2 separate regions of the Homo sapiens genome follow, and region 1 is linked to region 2. The links are chromatin loops, found by intact Hi-C in ENCODE. Cell type or tissue: heart right ventricle. All regions are shown on one strand. Links, peaks and the distances in the headings refer to the core of each region. The heading gives the core; the rest is flanking DNA. Region 1 has its middle 35 kb from the start of TRD-GTC2-8. Region 2 has its middle 50 kb from the start of LINC02452.

What was found. Peaks named below come from ENCODE experiments on the same cell type or tissue, not always from the same donor. Only the 100,000 strongest peaks of a DNase experiment are listed, where the experiment ranks them.
Region 1: it touches region 2 in a loop (2.9-fold over the local background); 34 of 110 quality-filtered maps call a loop at or near these places.

Annotation. Positions count from the first base shown.
Region 1 is chr12:96,065,347-96,075,848 of GRCh38, forward strand. No RefSeq gene overlaps it. Among named protein-coding and RNA genes, the nearest start is that of TRD-GTC2-8, 35 kb to the left of the region's middle. RefSeq lists an enhancer at 5,911-6,411. In heart right ventricle, for the core only: a CTCF peak has its summit at 5,778 (motif pointing right); no DNase peak of the experiment used is centred there; H3K27ac peaks cover 2,628 bases; H3K27me3 peaks cover 686 bases.
Region 2 is chr12:96,117,404-96,126,577 of GRCh38, forward strand. No RefSeq gene overlaps it. Among named protein-coding and RNA genes, the nearest start is that of LINC02452, 50 kb to the right of the region's middle. In heart right ventricle, for the core only: no CTCF peak of the experiment used is centred there; a DNase peak (open chromatin) is centred at 3,506; H3K27ac peaks cover 888 bases.

The DNA of each region.
Region 1 (10,502 bases), core at 1,012-9,011, 51 kb before region 2:
TAGAACCTCACTAGGAATGAATCGCAGCTGACACCTTGCTTTTAGCTAAGTTAAACCCATTTTGGACTTCTGACCTCCAGACCTATAAAATACTACACTTGTGTTTTTTTAAGCCATCAAATGTGTAGTAATTTGTTAGAGAAGCAATAGGAAATAATAGAGAGTGTGATAGGGTCCCTATGGGGAACGAGTGGCGCACATATAGGACATAACTGACCAAAGTTTAATGAGACACTGTGTTTTACAGAGGCTTGGCCAGGGTTAAAGGCGAACAAACAGGATGAGAAATCACCAAGGCATTAGCAGCAGCAACGAGCCAGCACCTCCCTGAGGCTTGAAGGGCAACGGGAAAGGAAAGGTGTTACTAGAGACCAGTGAGAGGAGTCATGGCAGAGGCCACCCAACAGAAGTAGTGGCCACAAAGGTGGGACTGTGGGTTGAACAGATCCCCAGAGGTGTCTGTTATGCACAGTAAGCTCCAACAGTGAAAAATCATTTATAAAGGGCCGAGGACAGTGGCTTGCACCTGCAATCCCAGCACTTTGGGAGGTCATGGTGGGCAGATTGCTTAAGCCCAGGAGTTCCAGACCAGCCTGGGCAACATGGCAAAACACCATCTCTACTAAAAATTTAAAAACTTAGTTAGGTGTGGTGGCTGGCACCTGTAGTCGCAGCTACTTGGGAGGGTGAGGTAGGCGGATCACTTGAACCTGGGAGGTTGAAGCTGCAGTGAGCTGTAATCATGCCACTGCACTCCAGCCTGGATGACAGAGCAAGACCCTGTCTCAAAAAAAAGAAAAAATTATCAAGGACTTTTGCCTCTAATAAAATATTCACAGTGGTTTCCTTACTTAATTTCTGAGGTCAAACCAGAAAATATTAGCAGCTGACTTAATTCAAGAAGGAGGAGCTTGAGTATACGTACTTGTTGGTGTGTCTTCAACTCTTGTTCTAGATTTTACTTTGTTTTAAATATGTAAAAATGCTTTTAGTGATTACAACTTATGCTTCTTATTTCAACAGATATTTTAAAGGGAAAAATATATAATTGGATCACAGGATATAAAAAGAAATGCAGTTATCTATATGTGCAAAAGCCTAGCTAATTGATAAAAGCTATAAGTTGAGTCCTGCCACTCACCTTGGGGCAATGATTTTTTATTTATTTATTTTATTTTATTATTATTATTTTTTTAGACAGAGTTGCCCAGGCTGGAGTGCAGTGGTGCGATCTGGGCTCACTGCAACCTCCACCTCCCGGGTTCAAGCAATTCTCTGCCTCAGCCTCCCAAGTAGCTGGGATTACAGGGTGCACCACCACACCCAGCTAATTTTTGTATTTATAGTAGACATGGAGTTTCACCATCTTGGCCAGGATGGTTCCGAACTCCTGACCTCGTGATCCACCACTCGGCCTCCCAAAATGCTGGGATTACAAGCATAAGCCACTGCACCACGCCCGGCCAATGACCCATTTTTTTCAGGCAAAGTAGCAATGGGAAAATATAAAGTTTCTCTAGTTTTAATATAGAAGTGGTTAACCTAATCACACAAGCCATACACAGGGTCATTTGGGAGAATGTGCAAGGAGGATTGCGTATTTTTATCTTTTCATAGTTTTCTTCTTGATAAATAAGCTTCTATTTTCAAGCCAAATCTCATCTTGCAATTTCCTGCCAACTTCACTTCTCTACAAAGTTTACCTTTGCTTTTCCCATCTCTGCCCTCAGGCATTTAACAAACACTGTGCCTTTTCATTTTTCCAGATTTAAGTGAAACATTTTGCAGAAATGAGGAATGTGATAACAGCCCCTGAAGCCCTACCTGACAGCATGACATTAATTTGGGCCTGTTTTCTCTCATACTTTTCAATTGCTCCCCAATTTATATTTAATTTGCCACAGGATATAAAAAGAAATATTTCTTTAATTTATATTAAATACATCTACATTAGGAGAGCTAGAGGTTATCTAAGTGAAACTAGCTCGATTATCTAAAAAAAGTCAGAATAAAATAATTATAAGCAAATTGGAAGAACAGCCAACGTTGTTACCAATAATTTCTTAGAGTTTGTTCAATTATTGTTTGTTATACTCTGTTTCCACTTCTTTAGCCAAAATAAGCTCTAAGCAAATTCAAATCTATTTGTATAGATGAAGTCTATGAATTTAACATGATAACTTGAAAAAATGTAAAACTTTGGCTGGGTGTGGTGGCTCACACCTGTAATCCCAGCACTGTGGGAGGCTGTGGCGGGCGGATCACCTAAGGTCGGGAGCTCCAGACCAGCCTGGCCAACATTGTGAAACCCCATCTCTACTAAAAATACAAGCATTAGCGAGGCATGGTGGTGGGCACCTGTAATCCCAGCTACTCAGGAGGCTGAGGCAGGAGAATCGCTTGAACCCAGGAGGCGGAGGTTGCAGTGAGCCAAGATCGTACCATTGCATTCCAGCCTGGGCAACAAGAGCAAAACTCCGTCTCAAAAAAAAAAAAAATTAAAACCCAAATAAATTCATGTGGATCTTACCCATATTTCCCATGATTTAGATAGGAGTTGGTTTTAAGTTTATTTTTCCACTCAATGGGGGAAAGGATTTACTAGGAAAATAATGTAAACAATCTATTTAAGAAGTCAAATGGCTTTTAAGCACTTAAAAAGCTTTGATATTAGCAATTTACCCATAAATATTTTGTTAATTACATAATTTTTTTCTTTTTAGGAAATATTTCTTCTTTTCTTCTTCTTTTGGCTAAGCCTCAGCAGCCAAATTTTTTATTTTACTTTATTTTAGTTTACTTTTTAGAGACAGGGCCTCCCTCTGTCACACACGCTGGAGTGCAGTGGTATGATCATAGCTCACTATAACCACAAACTCCTGGGCTCAAGCCATCCTCCCTCCTCAGCCTCCCGAGTAGGTGGGACTACAGGTGTGCACCACTACACCCAGCTAATTTTTGTAGTTTTTGTAGAGACGGGGTCTTGTCATGTTACCCAGGCTGGCCTCGAACTCCTGGGCTCAAGCAATCCTCCTTCCTCAGCCTCCCAAAATGCTGGGATTATAGGCGTGAGCCACAGCACCAGCCTACCAGGTATGCTTTTAATACATATATATTGAATAAATAAACAAATTAAAGATCATCTGACAGAACCTTCACTGGATAATATTATTTTTTCTTTTCCTTTTTTTAAAAAATAAGGCAGGGTCTCACCGTGTTGCCCAGGCTTGTCTTGAACTTCTGGGCTCAAGTGATCCTCCTGCTTCGGCCTCTCAAAGTGCTGAGATTACAGGACTGAGCCACCACAACCAGCCTTCATTGGATAACATGTTATTTGACATTTCTTCTATCATTGTACATTGATGACTGTTGGTTGCCTGCCCAGCAGCCATTGCCCCCATTACTCCTGTTAGAATAACCCTGATTTTGTGTTTGTCATTTTATTTTATTTTATAGACAAGGTCTCACTCCATCACCCAGGCTGCAATGCAATGTAGTGATCATAGCTCACTGCAACCTGGAACGTCTGGGCTCAAGTGATCCTCCCACTTCAGACTCCTGAGTAGCTGGGACTACAGGTGTGCACCACCATGCCAGGCTAATTATTTTATTTTTTGCAGAGATGGAATCTCACTTCATTTCCCAGGCTGGTCTTGAACTCCTGGACTCAAGCCATCCTCCCGTTTCAGCCCCTCAAGCACTGGGATTACAGGAGTGAGCCCACCACACCTGGCAGCGTCCATCTTTTAAAAACTTGATTCAGGGAAGGGGGCATCCTATTCCTGCTAGAGGGCAAAATCGTGGTTGATGTAAGGTAGTGATTTTCAACTGGAGGTAATTCGGCAATATTTTGCAGTTTTTGTTGCCACAGAGGTAAGCATATTGTGCTACTGGCATCTAGCGGGTAGAGGGCAGGGGTGCGGCTAAACATTCTTCAATGCACAGGACAGCCCCCACAACAAAGAGAACCATCCAGTCCAAAATGTCAATGGTGCTGAGGTTGAGAACCCTGACCTAAACCAGTCCTGGTGGTCTCATTCCCTAGCTGTTAGTGGTTTAGATCCCATGATGTTAAGTAATTCTGACCAATGAGACGTGAGCAGAAATTGACAAGAGGAGTATGGCAGAGAATGTTAATTTCTCCCTACATTCACTTTACCTTTCTTTTCAGCAGAAGTTACATTCAGTGTTAGCTAGGCGCATGCCCAATTACAGACTATAATTCCCAGCCTCCATCGTTGCAAGGTGTGGCCAAGTTTTGGCTAATGGGATGTGAGAAAAAAATAATGAGTCTAATTTCTAGACCATGTTTTTAAGAAGGAGAATGCTTGTTCTTTACTTTCTCTCTTAATCCCTTTCTGCACACTGGGTGGTACTGCTAATCCAGCTTCAAGCAAGCACATGACTCCAGAGAATGGCAGAGCAAGACAGAAAGACTTACATACATTGGGACTGATACATGAAAAGAAAATAAATTGCTTTCTTCTTTGAACCATCGTATTTTTTAGTTTTTTTGTTTTAGCAGTTTAAGCTGTATGTATATGAGGTACTCCTGGGGAAGGTTTTTTCCTCTGTGATCACACACACACATACACACACACACACACACACACACACGGAGGGAATATTCATCTAAAGGATGTTGTAGGATTTGTGTGAGATGGCTGGAACCATGGCTGCTATCTTGTGACCATGAGGGGAGGTACCTGGTGGTTCAAAACTGCCCTGCTAAGTGAGAACGGAATAGGAAGGTTGTAAACAGCCCAAATCTTTCTTAACCTTGTTAAGCCATTGAGTTGACGAACTTTGCATCTGTCCTGTCTCAGGACTTCTTGTTAAGCAAGATGGTATATTTTTCATATCGTTTAAATATTTGGCCTTTAAATTTTCAGTAATAGTCCTTACAGTGATGGCTTTCAGACAGAAAATTAAAAATTTTAAAAAGTGCTATCCTAACTGATTCTCTCAATGTATTCAAGTGTAAAGAAATTACATGTCTAACCTCTCATGGAATTAGAGGGAAAAAATTTCATGTTATTTTAAGTATGTTCAGTTCTTTTATTAACTCATATTGGTTTCCCCCCTACTCCTTACCCTTGCAACCAAGATAATTTGCATCTAAGAGGTTTTATTCTGTTTCCACTGATATGTTTAGAAATTACTATATCTGAGGTGGGTATATTGGGAAAACATACACTACCACTCCTTTGCAGAAATGAGGGCTTATTGCAGCAGCTACTCGCCCTTGCAATGCTTCCTGCTTGGAAACTCGAAGGACTACATTGAGCAGGTGGAATAAAGTTGAATCGAAGGTTCAACTTACAAGCAGTCAGGAGGAGGTCTGCCCTGAAGCACTGTGCAGACTGGGACCTGCAGCAGGGCTGGGAGGGGGAGTGTCGAGGAAATGCCTTTTGCATGTCAATGGAGCCCCGTTGCTGTTCTGTGCTGCACAGCCACATGAGGTCATCCCAGATTAGAGGGTGCCCATGTCCAGGATCTTAAACCAATTACTTCCATCTCCATTGCTTCCTCTAAAGCCTCACTCTTAGTTCTACACAGTAATACTGCCTGGAAACTCCCCAAGGCCACCAAGCTCATACTAACAGGTTTGTGATGTGGGCAAACTCCTTACATGATCTCAAAATGAAAGAAGAGGCTGTTCACTGGAGGCAATAGCAAATCCCCTTTGTTCCTCTCTTGGCAGATGAGGGCCTTCGCTCTCTCCCTAAGGGTTCCGCCTGTCACCATCTGTGCACCCACTGTGGAAGGGCCAGCGCTAAGGTGAATTTCCATTTACTTCCTGCCAGCAGATGGCTCCTCCTTTTGGTCTCATCTTGAATTGTTTGCCAGACCAGCCAATTAGTCTCCTCACCCTTCCTGAAGCGTCCCAGGGAAGCAATATCATCACCAGCAGCCTATCATTATACCACGTCTTCTAAGCACCGTGATTCTAAATGCCTGCCGTGGAACAGAAGCTCATTCGCACATGGCTCTTTAACCCTTCCTTGAAAGACCTCAATTCAACATTCTCTCTCTCGCTCACACACACACACACACACACACAAATGCACACTCACACACAGTACCTACAACCTGATCCAAGATAGGAAACAAAATGACAGTATGCGGCATTCAATAATAAATTTAAAAATAAGACATAATTTCAGACAGAATGCAGAAGGAAAAACACAGTAACTATATTTTCTGATCCCCACTGAGGACACAATAAAAACTTTTTTTTAGGCCAGGCACGGTGGCTCACGTGTGTAACCCCAGCACTGTGGGAGGCCGAGGCGGGCGGATCACGAGGTCAGGAGGTTGAGACCATCCTGACTAACATGGTGAAACCCTGTCTCTACTAAAAATACAAAAATTAGCCTGACGTAGTGGCGTGTGCCTGTAATCCCAGCTACTTGGGAGGCTGAGGCAGGAGAATCTCTTGAACCAGGGAGTTAGAGGTTGAAATGAGCCGAGATCGCACCACTGCACTCCAGCCTGGCGACAGAGCAAGACTCCATCACAAAAAAAATAATGATACAAAAAAATTAATTAAATAAATAAAAATTAAAAATAAAAAAAAGTGGAGGGTTTTTTTTTTTTTTTTTTTTTGACAGAGTCTTGCTCTGTCGCCAGGCTGGAGTGCAGTGGCGCAATCTCGGCTCACTGCAACCTCCAACTCTCTGGTTCAAGAGATTCTCCTGCCTCAGCCTCCCGAGTAGCTGGGATTACAGGCACACACTACCACGTCCTGCTAATTTTTGTATTTTTAGTAGAGTCGGGTTTTACCATGTTGGCCAGGCTGGTCTTGATCTCCTGACCTCGTGATCCTCCCACCTCAGCCTCCTAAAGTTCTGGGATTACGGGAATGAGCCACTGCATCCGGCCAAAACTTTTTTTTTTTTTACCTTGTGGATTTGTTCATATGAAAGAAATCTTTTAAGGATATAAAATCAAATTGCACTGAGTTACATTTAACAAAGTATCTTTATCAGAAAAGAGTATATAGAATGACACTGGCAGGATTCTTCATCCCCGCAACCCAGGATGAATGATGACTTTCCAGGCTAGGCCAAGGAGATTCTCCCAGCGCTATTCTTAGAAACATCAACAAGGCCCTTGTGCACTTGTTTTAGGGTTTTTCATCTTCAGACATTCCTGCCTGATGCCTAAAGAAGACATATTATTCAGGGCATCCCATTTGAATACTGTATCTGCTCTGATGCTTGAGCAAAGTGTCTGTAAAGCTAGACAGAGGGGACAACTGCTTCCATCCATGGGGCAAGGGAGCAATGATGAGATGATGGAGGTTAAAGATATTTGTGAGGCAGACACAGCATCTGTGCAGAGGGGTAGAGGTATTTGTTTTTCCACTTTTCTGCTCTTGTTACCCTAACTTCCTTGTGTTCTGTGATTATTGCACATGAGCTGGAGTAGCAGGGGAGGTTCAGTTCCTTTTGGTGGTTGAGGTGGCAGGTAAGGAGGCATGGACACAGGACGAACCCCACTTTTGGGCAACCGCCACCCTGAGGCAAGGGTGGGAAAAGCTCACTTTCCCATAAATAATCACTGGGCTGTTGTCCTTCAGTATAAGTGAATATAAGCAAAGCCCCAAGAACAGTGCCTGGCACATAAAATGCAGTAGCTCAGGGTGGGCTATAACCACTTGCATCTTCTACAGCAGTGCCTTGTGCCAGCATGCCCTCAATAAACATTTGTTCAGTGAAGGACTGTACAGCTCTGTGCCACCTGGCAGCTCCAACTGTCCCAGTGGATCTTCCTCTTCCTTTGTTCTTTTCCTTGCAAACTTTGCAATAAAGGGGGCATTGGCCCAACAGTTAACTCCCAAATCTTGAACAAAGAGGATTACCCCTGCAACTCTGTTCCAAACTGGGAAGCTTCTGGCTTTGTGGTGAGCTAGGGACTGCTGAAAACAACTAGAGATTAAAAGAAGCTGGAACCAGCTGGAGAATAAAGAAAACTGCTGCAAGCAAGTCACTGCAGGAAGTACCAGTGGTCTCCAAAAATGCAGTTGCACCAGATTTTACATACAATAAGGAGGATTGGTCTCTCTAGACAGGAGAGAGTCAAGTGTTCCTCTGAGAAGGAACCAACTCCTGTAAATCAGGAAATCTCAGGCTCTCACTGGCCAAGGGGCAATGGGACACCTCCCCAAGGTGATTCATCGGCTCCCTCTGAACCCAGAAGCTCAAGCCCATTGTGCTCCTTTTTGTAGACTCTTCTCTTACCCTAGTCCCCAAGAATGTGCTCTGTGAGCAGGTTACACCCTTCACAAGACCCTTTCATGCCCTGTGACTCCCTTCCCCATTGTTTGCATAGTCTGGCAGCTTCTGCCACTTTCCCTGGTAAGCCCTGCCTTAAAGTGAACCCTCTTCTGTCAATCACCAGGGACTCATTTCATGCACACACCTGTCTTTCTGGAGCCGTTTAATCTATAGCCTTCAATCCTATAAACCAGTGAGAGATCTGCAATTAGGTTTGGAAACCAGTCTTGTCCACTGACTCAACTCAAGAATTGCTCTTTCCATTTCTCTCATTCCCCTCACTTCAGCCTCACAAGGGGCAGTTTGAGGGAGCCTCTCTATTTCTAAAGAGACAAATTTGAAATTAAATTTGCTTAATTAAAAATGTGAAAATTTAAAATTAAATTTAAATTGCTGACAGCCAACTGCTTCATGGGTACAGGGTTTTCTCTAGGGGCGAAGAAAATGCTTTGTAACCACATAGAGGTGGAAGTTGCACAATACTGTGAATGTACCAAATGCCACTGAATTGTACACTTTAAAATGGTTAATTTGGCCAGGCACGGTGGCTCACGCCTGTAATCCTAGCACTTTGGGAAGCCAAGGCGGGCAGATTGCTTGAGGTCAGGAGTTCAAGACCAGACTGGCCAACATGGTGAAACCCCATGTCTACTAAAAATACAAAAATTAGCCTGGCATGGTGGCACGTGCCTGTAATCCCAGCTACTCGGGAGGCTGAGGCAGGAGAATCACTGGAAACCAGGAGGCAGTGAGCTGAGATTGCACCACTGCACTCCAGCCTGGGCAACAGAGTGAGTGAGACTCTGTCTCAGAAAAAAAAAAAATAAGGTTAATTTTATGTTATGTGAATTTCACCTCAATTAAAAAAATTAAATCACTTTCCCCACCAAATATTTGCCCAGATGCTCAGCAAACAGGTTCAGGGAAATGCTCTGAATGGTGGAATGAGGAAATACCAAGGAGGAGCTGATGGGGTTTGGTCTCCTCACAGCCCCATTGCAGAGGCTGAGAGGGCAACAAGGAAGGGAGAGGAAGAACAGCCCGAGCCACCCACCTAGCAACAGATTCTGAACAGGAGAGAAAGTGTGTGGACTGGGGTGGGCTTCATCAGCTTGCCATTGAGAATAGAACTATCTGACATTTACCTATTACAGAACAACAACATTACTTTTTTTGCGGAGTCCCTTTGGTTGGGTTGATGACAACTGGCCATTCAGTTTCCCTGCATTAAGACGTTCATCCCATAAGCAAACAATGCTTTGAGTCTGGCAGCCAGCCCCTAGAAGAGTTCAAAGACTAGTGAATAAGACGTCAGCATTCACAGCGGGTTTCCTTTCACCTCTGCCTTCAGTAGAAACTTCTGGAGGCAGGCAAGGCACGATGGCTCACGCCTGTAATCCCAGCACTTTGGGAGGCTGAGGCAGGCAGATCACGAGGTCAAGAGATCGAGACCATCCTGGCCAACACAGTGAAACCCCATGTCTACTAAAAATACAAAAAAAATTAGCTGGGTGTAATGGTGCGCGCCTGTAGTCCCAGCTACTCGGGAGGCTGAGGCAGGAGAATTCCTTGAACCCGGGAGGCAGAGGTTGCAGTGAGCTAAGATCAAGTCACTCCAGCCTGGTGACAGAGCGAGACTCTGTCTCAAAAAAAAAAAAAAAAGAAAAGATAAAGAAACTTCCGGAGGCATTCTGTACCTGGGGTGGGGTAGTCAGAGAAAATAGATGATGCTTTGTTAAATGTAAGTTTTAGATAAAGAACAAGTACTTTTGAAAATAAATTGTAATTGACCAGTAAAAATGTATATATTTATGGTGTACAACTTGATATTTTGAAATATGTATACATTGTGGAAAGGATAAATTGAGATAACATATACATTACCTCACATACTTTTTTTTGTGGTGAGAACACTGAAAATCTATTCTCTTAGTGATTTTTAAGTATATAATATATTGTTATCAATTATAGTCATTGTTTGTACAATAGATCTCTTGGACTTATTCCTTTTATTGAACTCAAATTTTGTATCCTTTGGCCAACATCTCCCCAAACCCATTCTTTGGTAACCACCATTCAACTCTGTTTTAATGAGTTGGGCTGTTTTAGATTCCACACAGAAGTGAGATCACGTGGTTTTGGTCTTGCTGTGCCTGGCTTATTTTACTTAGCACAATGTCCTCCAGGTTCATTCGTGTTGTCACAAGTGACATAATTTTC
Region 2 (9,174 bases), core at 1-8,000:
GGGCCAGGCTGGGTTTCAGTAAAACTTTATATATAAAAAAAAAAAAAGTGGTGGGTTCAATTTGCCCTGCAGGCACTAGTTTGCTGACTGCTGCTTTAGAGCAATGCTTCTCAAACTCTTTTGACTAGGAATATATTAGATTATTGCTCAACAGATCGTTGTTTTGTATCTAACTGATGTTGGGCTCAGTCGTGTGACTGGCTTTGATCAATGAGACTGTGGGAGTGAACTTCTCTGACCTTGTCATTCAGCCAATAGGATGTTAGCAGACAGGAGACAAGCAGAGACTTCAAACGTGCTTAGAGGATTAAGTTTGCCCTTTTGTGCCTTTAACATCATGATAAGAGCTTCCCCCAGGAAGCTGCTACCCCTTAGACTAGGCCCAAATAGAAGACATGTGGAGCAGAACCAAGTCCAGTGATGGGGAGCCAAGCTTGGCAAGACCTGAAGCTTGAAGCAGACCTGCTCAGCCAAGCCCAGCCTAGATTAGCTGATTATCAGCTGATCCACAGAGGAGTGAGTGAGCCCAGATGAGATCAGTGGAGCTGCCCAGCCACCCCCAAACTCATGGGAAATAAATGCTTCACACTTTGGGAGGCCGAGGCAGGCGGATCACGAGGTCAAGAGTTGGAGACCATCTGGCCAACATGGTGAAACCCCATCTCTACTAAAAATACAAAAATTAGCTGGGCATGGTGGCTCGCAGCTGTAGTCTCAGCTACTCAGGAGGCTGAGGCAGGAGAATCACTTGAACCTGGGTGGCAGAGGTTGCAGTGAGCTGAGATCGCGCCACTGCACTCCAGCCTAGTGACAAAGCAAGACTCCGTCTCAAAAAAAAAAAAAAAAAAAAAAAAAGTAAATGCCTCATGCTGTGTGCCACTAAGATTTTTGATTGTTATGTGGCATTATTTTAGCAATCTACTGTTACAAACGTGGTCAATAAGAAACAAATCATGCCTTGTGATTCAGATTCATAAACATTATTTTCTTCACAATGGCAGAAACTGAGCAAAAACTTTTTGTAGAAATTGTATAGCAAAATACTTACAAGGTGTTTATCACCTGCCAGGCATTGTTTTAAGTGCTTTTTAGCTTTACTTATTTGTGAGACAGGATTTGGCTCTGTCGCTCAGGCTGGAGTGTCATGGCATGATCTCGGCTCACTGCAACCTCCACCTCCAGGGCTCAAGCAATCCTCCCACCTCAGCCTCCTGAGTAGTTGAGACTACCGGTGCATACTACCATGGCTGGCTAATTTTTGTGTTTTTTATAGAGATGGGGTTTTGCCATGTTGTCCAGGCTGGTTTTGAACTCCTGAGCTTAAGTGATCCCCCTGCCTCAGCCTTCCAAAGTGCTGGGATTACAGGCATGAGCCACCACACCTGAGCTTAAGTGCTTTACATATACCAACCCATTTAATTTTTTTAACCCACTTAATATTTACAATAGCTCTATGAAGAACACATTATTCAGGTGTAAAAACTGAGGCACAGAGAAGTGATTTGCCAAAGGCCACATAGCTAGTAAGTGGTCACACTGTGGAGGTTCAGTACAGCAGGTCTGGCTTTAGAGTCCATGGTTAACTATACTTTGATGTTGTCTATTCTAATATAATCTATTACATTGTTTAAATGGGGGAATAGAAAGTGATGTGGCTAAGAATGCCAAGACAGTTCAATGGGGGAAAGAATAGTCCTTCACAAAAGGATCTGGGACAATTGGATATCCACATGTGAAAGAATGAAGTTGGACCCTTATCTCATATCATATTCACACATTAACTCAAAACAAATCATAGACCTCCATGTGAAAACCAAAATTATAAAATTCTTAGAAGAAAATATAGGAGTAAGTTTCCATAACGTTGGGTTAAGCAAAGCTTTCTTAGGTATGACATCAAAAACATACACAACAGAAGAAAAAATGGATAATTGGACTTAATAAAAATTAGAAATGTTTGCGTCAGTGGACACCATCAAAAGTGAAAGGACAACCCACAGAATGGGAGAAAATACTTGCAAATCATATGTCCGATAAGGGTCTACTCTCCACGATATATAAAGAACTCATGACTCAACGACAAAAAGAAAACAACCCGATTTAAAAATGGGTCAATAGGCCAGGCGCGGTGGCTCATGCCTGTAATCCATGCACTTTGGGAGGCCGAGCCAGGTGGATCACTTGAGGTCAAGAGTTCAAGACCAGCTTGGCCAACATGGTGAAACCCCACCTCTACTTAAAATACAAAAATTAACTGGGCGTGGTAGTGGGCAGCTGTAGTCTCAGCTACTTGGGAGGCTGAGGCAGGAGAACCACTTGAACCCGGGAAGCAGAGGTTGCAGTGAGCCAAGATCGTGCTGCTGCACTCTAGCCTGGCAACAGAGCAAGACTCTGTCTCAAAAAAAAGAAGAAAAAAAATGGATTAAGGATCTGAACAAATATTTCGAGAAAGATACACAAAATGTCCAATAAGCACAACAAAAGATGTATAACGAGGGAAATTCAAATAAAAACCACAAGGAGATACCATTTCACACCCGCTAGAATGACTATTTTTAAAAAGACAAATAATAATTGTTGATGAGGGTGTAGAGAAGTTGGAACCCTGATACTCTGTATTGCTAGTGGGAATATAAAATGGTTTAACCACCCTGGAAAAGAGTCTGTCTGTCCTCAAAATGTTAACCATAGAGTTATCACAGGATCCAGCAGTTCTTATCCTAGGTGTTTACCTAAGAGAATTGAAGACATGTCTACACAAAAACTTACACACAAGTGTTCACGCAACATCATTCATAATAGCCAAAACATGGAAAAAATCCAAATGTCCATCAATTGATAAATGGATAAATAAAGTGTGGAATACCAATACAATGGAATATCATTCAGCCAAATGAATAAAATTCGGATATATGCTACAATATGAATGAGCCTCAGAAATACTATGCTAAGTAAGAGAAGCCAGGCACAAAAGCCTGTATATGGTATTGCATTTAGAAGGAATATACGAATAAGCAAATCTATAAAGATAGAAAATAGATTAGTGGTAGCCTAGGGCTTGGGGTTGAGGAGTGTTGGGTAAATAAGAAGGATGTTAATGGGTACAGAGTTTCTTTTCAGTGATGAAAATGTTCTAAAATTTATTGTGCTGGTTGCACAACTCTGTAAATATACTAAAAATCATTGAATTGCATACTTTACATGGGTGATATTGTATGGTATGTGAATGATACCTCAATAAAGCTGTTATAAAGAAAAAGATGGAAGAGGAGGGGTGGGGAGGAGAGGGAAGGGAGAAAGGCAGAGAGACAAAAGGGGGAGGGAGGGAAGGAAAGAAGGAAGGGAGGGAGAGAGGAAGGGAGAAAGTTAGGCAGACAAAAGGGGGAGGGAGGGAGGGAGAGAGGCTAAAGCGCAGACTGGCCTGGGACTGGGTTGTGGGGGATGTGTGGTTAGCAGAAGCAGAAGCAGTGGCCACACTGTGGGAGGTCTCCTAGGCCGCAGTATAGAGTGTGCCTTTTGTTGTCATGGCCATGGGCAGCCACTGGAGGATTTTAAGCAGAAGTGTGATATGATCTTATTATAAACAGCTCTGGCCCTTCTGTGGAGACTGGGCTGGGGGTAGGGGCAAGCCTTGTCTGGGGAACTCTTAAGTATCACAAAGGTTCACATGAGAGATTCTGTGTCTTGTACTCGGTCACAGCAGTGAGGAATGACATGTCATGGTCCACAAGCAGGCTCCATCCTTCTCTTCACCTTTGACCCATCCTCAACTCCTCCCCACCCCCTCCAGCTTCATTTCCAAGGGAAGGGGATTACACTAGCCAAGATCATCTTTAAAATTCAGCCTATTTCCTTTGCTGGGTTTAGAAATGGAACTGCCTTACTCCATTCAACATCTCATGTGGTGGAGCAGAGAAGCATGAAAGGGGCATGTGGGAGATAAGACAGTGACTTTCCCAGACCACAGTCAGTGCACCCAATGCAACTAGACTGTAGCCAACTGAGGTTTTGAGGCCAGAAAGGCCAAAAGTGAAAGCTCTTTTCTTGACCTTTCAGTTACCGTTAGGAAGTAACTGCACATTCATGATATTTGGAAAGAGAGCTGCAAGGAATCAAAAGGAAACACCACATTCACTTTCATTACCCCCTGGAGATGAATCACTAATCCTTGTGCAAGGCACCCGGACCTGTGCATCAACTGATTCTCCACGGATGCTGGAGTTCCTGCTTCTGGGGGCCGATTAATGACATTGCCCAGAAAGTGTCACTCAACATGGCCAGTCAGTGTTCAGCTAAAACACTAACAAAAAAGTGTTCTCACTGAAGTGGGTGTAAACTCTCTCCTGGGGGAAAATTCAGCTGTTGTGGGTGTCACGGCTTACCCAATTTCAGAGAGGCTCCTTAAGGAAAAGAGTACAAAATTACAAGTACAAGCTTAGGTATGAAATGAGTATTGACAAATTTTTAAAAAGCTGACAAATACCACAAACACCACAAAATCCATTAAAATAACATAATATTTTCTCTGCTAATTAACTACCTGAGTCACCTCAAGAACACTGTTTTTTCCTACAGTTTTGACTGCATTCCGTCTTACCTGTTCACATAACAACAATGTTGTAAAATAGTTATTTTAGAGAATAGAAAGGTAATCCTGGCTTTCCTCTTGCATGTTTTTTTTTTCTCCTAATGTTGATTTTTTATTTTTATTTTTATTCTTTTTTTTTTTTTTGAGACTGAGTTTTGCTCTTGTTGCCCAGGCCGGAGCGCAGTGGTGCGATCTCGGCTCACTGCAACCTCCGCCTCCCGTGTTCAAGTGATCCTCCTGCCTCAGCCTCCCGAATAGCTGAGATTACAGGTTCTCACCACCATGCCTGGCTAATTTTTCGTATTTTTAGTAGAGACGGGGTTTCACCATGTTGGTCAGGCTGGTCTTGAACTCCTGACCTCAGGTGATCCACCCGCCTTGGCCTCCCAAAGTGCTGGGATTACAGGCGTAAGCCACCTTGCCTGGCCAATGTTGGTAGTTTAGAAAAGTTTCTTTGTGCTTCAGAATTCTTTGTTGGCAATGCTCCTCCTCCAACATCCTCTATGGTTTCTTGCTCAGTGTATTTTGTTTAGAGACAGGGTCTCGTTCTGTGGCCCAGGCTGGAGTACAGTGGCATGATCATAGCTCCCTGCAGCTTCAAACTCCTGGGCTCAAGAGATCCTCCCGCCTCAGCCTCCAGAGTAGTTGGGGCTACAAGCATGCACCACCACACCCGGCCAATCAAACAGTGTCTTTGACAGCAGCCGGTCCAGCTCAGCCAGCTCCTTGCCACTCCATGTTCCGGCTAGTCCTGGGGTGGCCATGAAACCTGGCTGTAGTAGCCTCTGAGCAGGGAACAGAGCGGCATCTCGTTCAAACCTTCCTTCTTAGGATCAGAGATAGCACTAGAAGCCTCCTGGAGGTCCACCAACAGCAGGTGGGCACTGGGTGGCTGTGCATATGATGCAAAAAGCCTATCCACCCTGCCTGCAGCCCCAGGACTGGCCCCATGGTCTTTGCAATCCTGGCAGGGAATGCTTGGAGCTTTAGAATGGGCCCAACCAAATGAAAGGCCGTGAAGGTTAAACTTCATTCACTACTCAGTAAATCCACTTCTCCAAGCCCCCACTGCCATGAGCAGAGATGACTGTGGCCATCAGAGAGGAGGATAAATTACAGCCTTGTCCACAGCAAGGAGAAGCCAGAGGTGATGGCTCCAGTGAGACAGACAGCTATATCTAAACTTCTATTGCTATTGTTCAAACTTCCTTTAGAAATCAATTTACAAAGAGACGATGCTGTACTATTTCAGATACTACCTGGAGGATGCACATAAACCAAGATTAGGATTCGTTAATAAGGCATTCCAGGCAAAAGTAGACCTTTTTTTCCCCTTTTTGAATTTTAGAGCCAGGGCTTTGCTGGATCACCCAGGCTGGAGTGCAGTGGTGCAATCATAGCTCATTGTAACTTTAAACTCCTGGGCCAAGTGATCCTTTTGCCTCAGCCTTCTGAGTAGCTGGGATTTCGAGTGCACACCACCATGCCCAGCTAATGCTTTTGGTTTTTGCAGAGACAGTGTCTTGCTATTTTGCCCAGGCTGGTCTTGAACTCCTAGGCTCAAGTGATCCTCCTGCCTTGGCCTCCCAAAGTGTGGGATTACAGGCATGAATCATCATGCCCAGCCAGAAGTAAACATTTTTGACTAGATGTCTTGAATAAGACCACGTCTGATACGTACAAATAGATCAAGAAAAGTCTAGAATTATTCCATTAGCCACATTTCTATAGCATCATTACTGGCTAATTAGTGTAACTAATAATAATAGTAGTAGTTAATATTTATTCAGTGCTTGGTATGTGCCAGGCACTAATGTCTGGTTCTAAGCGTCTTACCTGTATGATCTCAGGTCATCCTCATGGTCCCTGCTTTGTACAGATGGGGCAACCTGGACACTCAGAGGTTAAGTAACTTGCCCCTGGTCATTTAGCTGGTCTGTCTGGTTCCAGAACTTGTGCTCTTTGCCACCTCACTGGAGGTTCATTATCATTCACTCTATAGCCTTTAGAACATTCTATATAAAAAATAAAATGGGCCCAGCGTGGTGGCTCATGCCTGTAATCCCAGCACTTTGGGAGGCCAAGGCAGGCAGATCATGAGGTCAAGAGATCGAGACCATCCTGGCTAACACGGTGAAATCCTATCTCTACTAAAAATACAAAAAATTAGCCGGGCATGGTGGTGGGCGCCTGTAGTCCCAGCTACTCGGGAGGCTGAGGCAGTGAGCTGAGATTGTGCCACTGCACTCCATCCTGGGTGACAGAGCGACACTCTGTCTCAAAAAAATAAAATGAGTTGTATATACTTCACATTGCAGAGTGTGGGATGAGTTCTTTACAACCAGTTCTGCAGTGATCCTCTAAATCCCTAGTTAATAAATCTCTCAAGTGTTTGTATGAGTGTGTGTATTGTCTGTCTGTCTGTCTGTGTATCTATCTATCTATCTATCTATCTATCTATCTATCTGGAACAACATATATTTTTTCTACTGTATGAAAAAACACCTAAATTAGGGCCAGGCACAGTGGCTCATGCCTGTAGTCCCAGCATTTTGGGAGGCTAAGGTGGGAGGATGACTTGAGCCCAGAGTTAAAGACCAGCCTGGGCAACATGGCAAGACCCCCGTCTCTACAAAAAATAAATTTTTTAAAAAAAGGAAAAAACATGTAAATTACTAAAGTTAAGGTTCCAGTGCCCAAAGCGTTAGGATATTAGTTAGGATACTAGTTTGGCTACTGTTGGAAAGGTCAGAATAACAGTAGCTTAAACAAGTGGAAGTTTATCTTCTGTCCTGTAATTCAGTCAGAGCATCAACAGTCCAAGGCTAATGCGGGGGCTCCACAATCACGGAAATTCAAATTTCTTCCACCTTGATTTTCCATTATCCTCAACAGAAGTCTTCCACCTCATGGTTGAAGATTGCTGCTCCAGGTCCTGCCATCATAGCTGTATCCCAGCCTGCAGAAAGGGGAGAAGGAAGAAGTGAGGGTGTTATCCTTTTCCTTTAAGGTCATGGACCAGAAGTGGTACTTATCACTTTTGCCCAGATCACGTCGCCTACATCAGTTCAAATGTATTTCTAACCTCAACCAAGTGCAAGGGAGGCTAGAAAATAGTTTTTAGTGGAACAGTCATGGATCTGGCTAAGATTCAGAGGCTATGTTATTAAACGAAGAAGTGAAGATCAGCTGTTAGGGGATAACCTGCTCTATTGCCACTGGGACAAAATCAAGTAAAAAGACCTTGTGTAGAATTCTGCCTTGATAAGGCTTATTGCTCTTTGAATGTGAGCCATTTTGTATCCACATTAAAAATTTTACAATTTTCTATGCCTTTTAAGAACACAAGGGATCTAGTGGTTATTGGTGTTTACAATATGAACATTTGCAGGGGAACATTGTTTAACAAAGAAGCTAAACACTTAATGGATGATGATGCCAATCTATGCTCCAGTTCCCACTTAGGTTGTCCACATAAAAAAGTTAAAATCGATGCACAAGAGAGTCCCAGGAAGCACACAAGCTTGATGCCCCTGCAGCATAGGACATAAGGTTTTAATGGATTTAGTCCTTTTTGATCAGCAATTCAGCAAATTCACTTGAATATGGAATAGATTGATTTCTGTACAATGCTAGAAACAGCAGGATCACATCTTTTGCAACCCCCCACCTGCCACATTCAAACTCAGATGTTTGGCTTCAACATTTATACGATAATATATTCTTGATACAAAGAGCACACTCTTGGAGCAAATTGAAAGCCTGGAACTATTTCTTTTTTTTTTTTTTTTTTTTTGGAGATGGAGTCTCACCCTGTCATCCAGGCTGGAGTGCAGTGGTGCGATCTCGGCTCACTGCAAGCTCCACCTCCCGGGTTCACACCATTCTCCTGCCTCAGCCTCCCAAGTAGCTGAGACTACAGGCACCCGCTGCCATGCCCGGCTAATTTTTTGTATATTTAGTAGAGATGGGGTTTCAGCATGTTAGGATGGTCTCGATCTCCTGACCTCGTGATCCACCCACCCCAGCCTCCCAAAGGCCTGGAACTATTTCTTCACCTTTTTTACTCTGGTCTGAATGACTGGTTCAGATTACATCAGAGTGAGTATCAGTCAATTTTTGCACTGCTATAAAGAACTACCTGAGACTGGGTAATTTATAAAGAAAAGAGGTTTAATCAGCTCACAGTTCTGCAGGCTGTCCAGGCTTCTGCTTCTGGGGAGGCCTCATGAAACTTACAATCATGGTGGAAGGCAAAGTTGAAGCAGACAGATCTTCATATGTCAGGAGAGAGAGAGAGAGAACAAAGGGGGAAGTGCTGCACACTTTCTTTTTCCTTTTTCTTTTTTTTTCTTTTTTTTTTTTTTTTTTTGAGATGGAGTCTCCCTCTGTTGCCCAGGCTGGAGTGCAGTGGCACAATCTCGGCTCACTGCAACCTCCACCTCCAGGGTTCAAACGATTCTCCTGCTTCTGCCTCCCAAGTAGCTGAGACTACAGGCATGCGTCACCAAGCCTGGCTAATTTTTGTATTTTTAGTAGAGATGAGGTTTTGCCATGTTGACCAGCCTTGTCTCAAACTCCTGGCC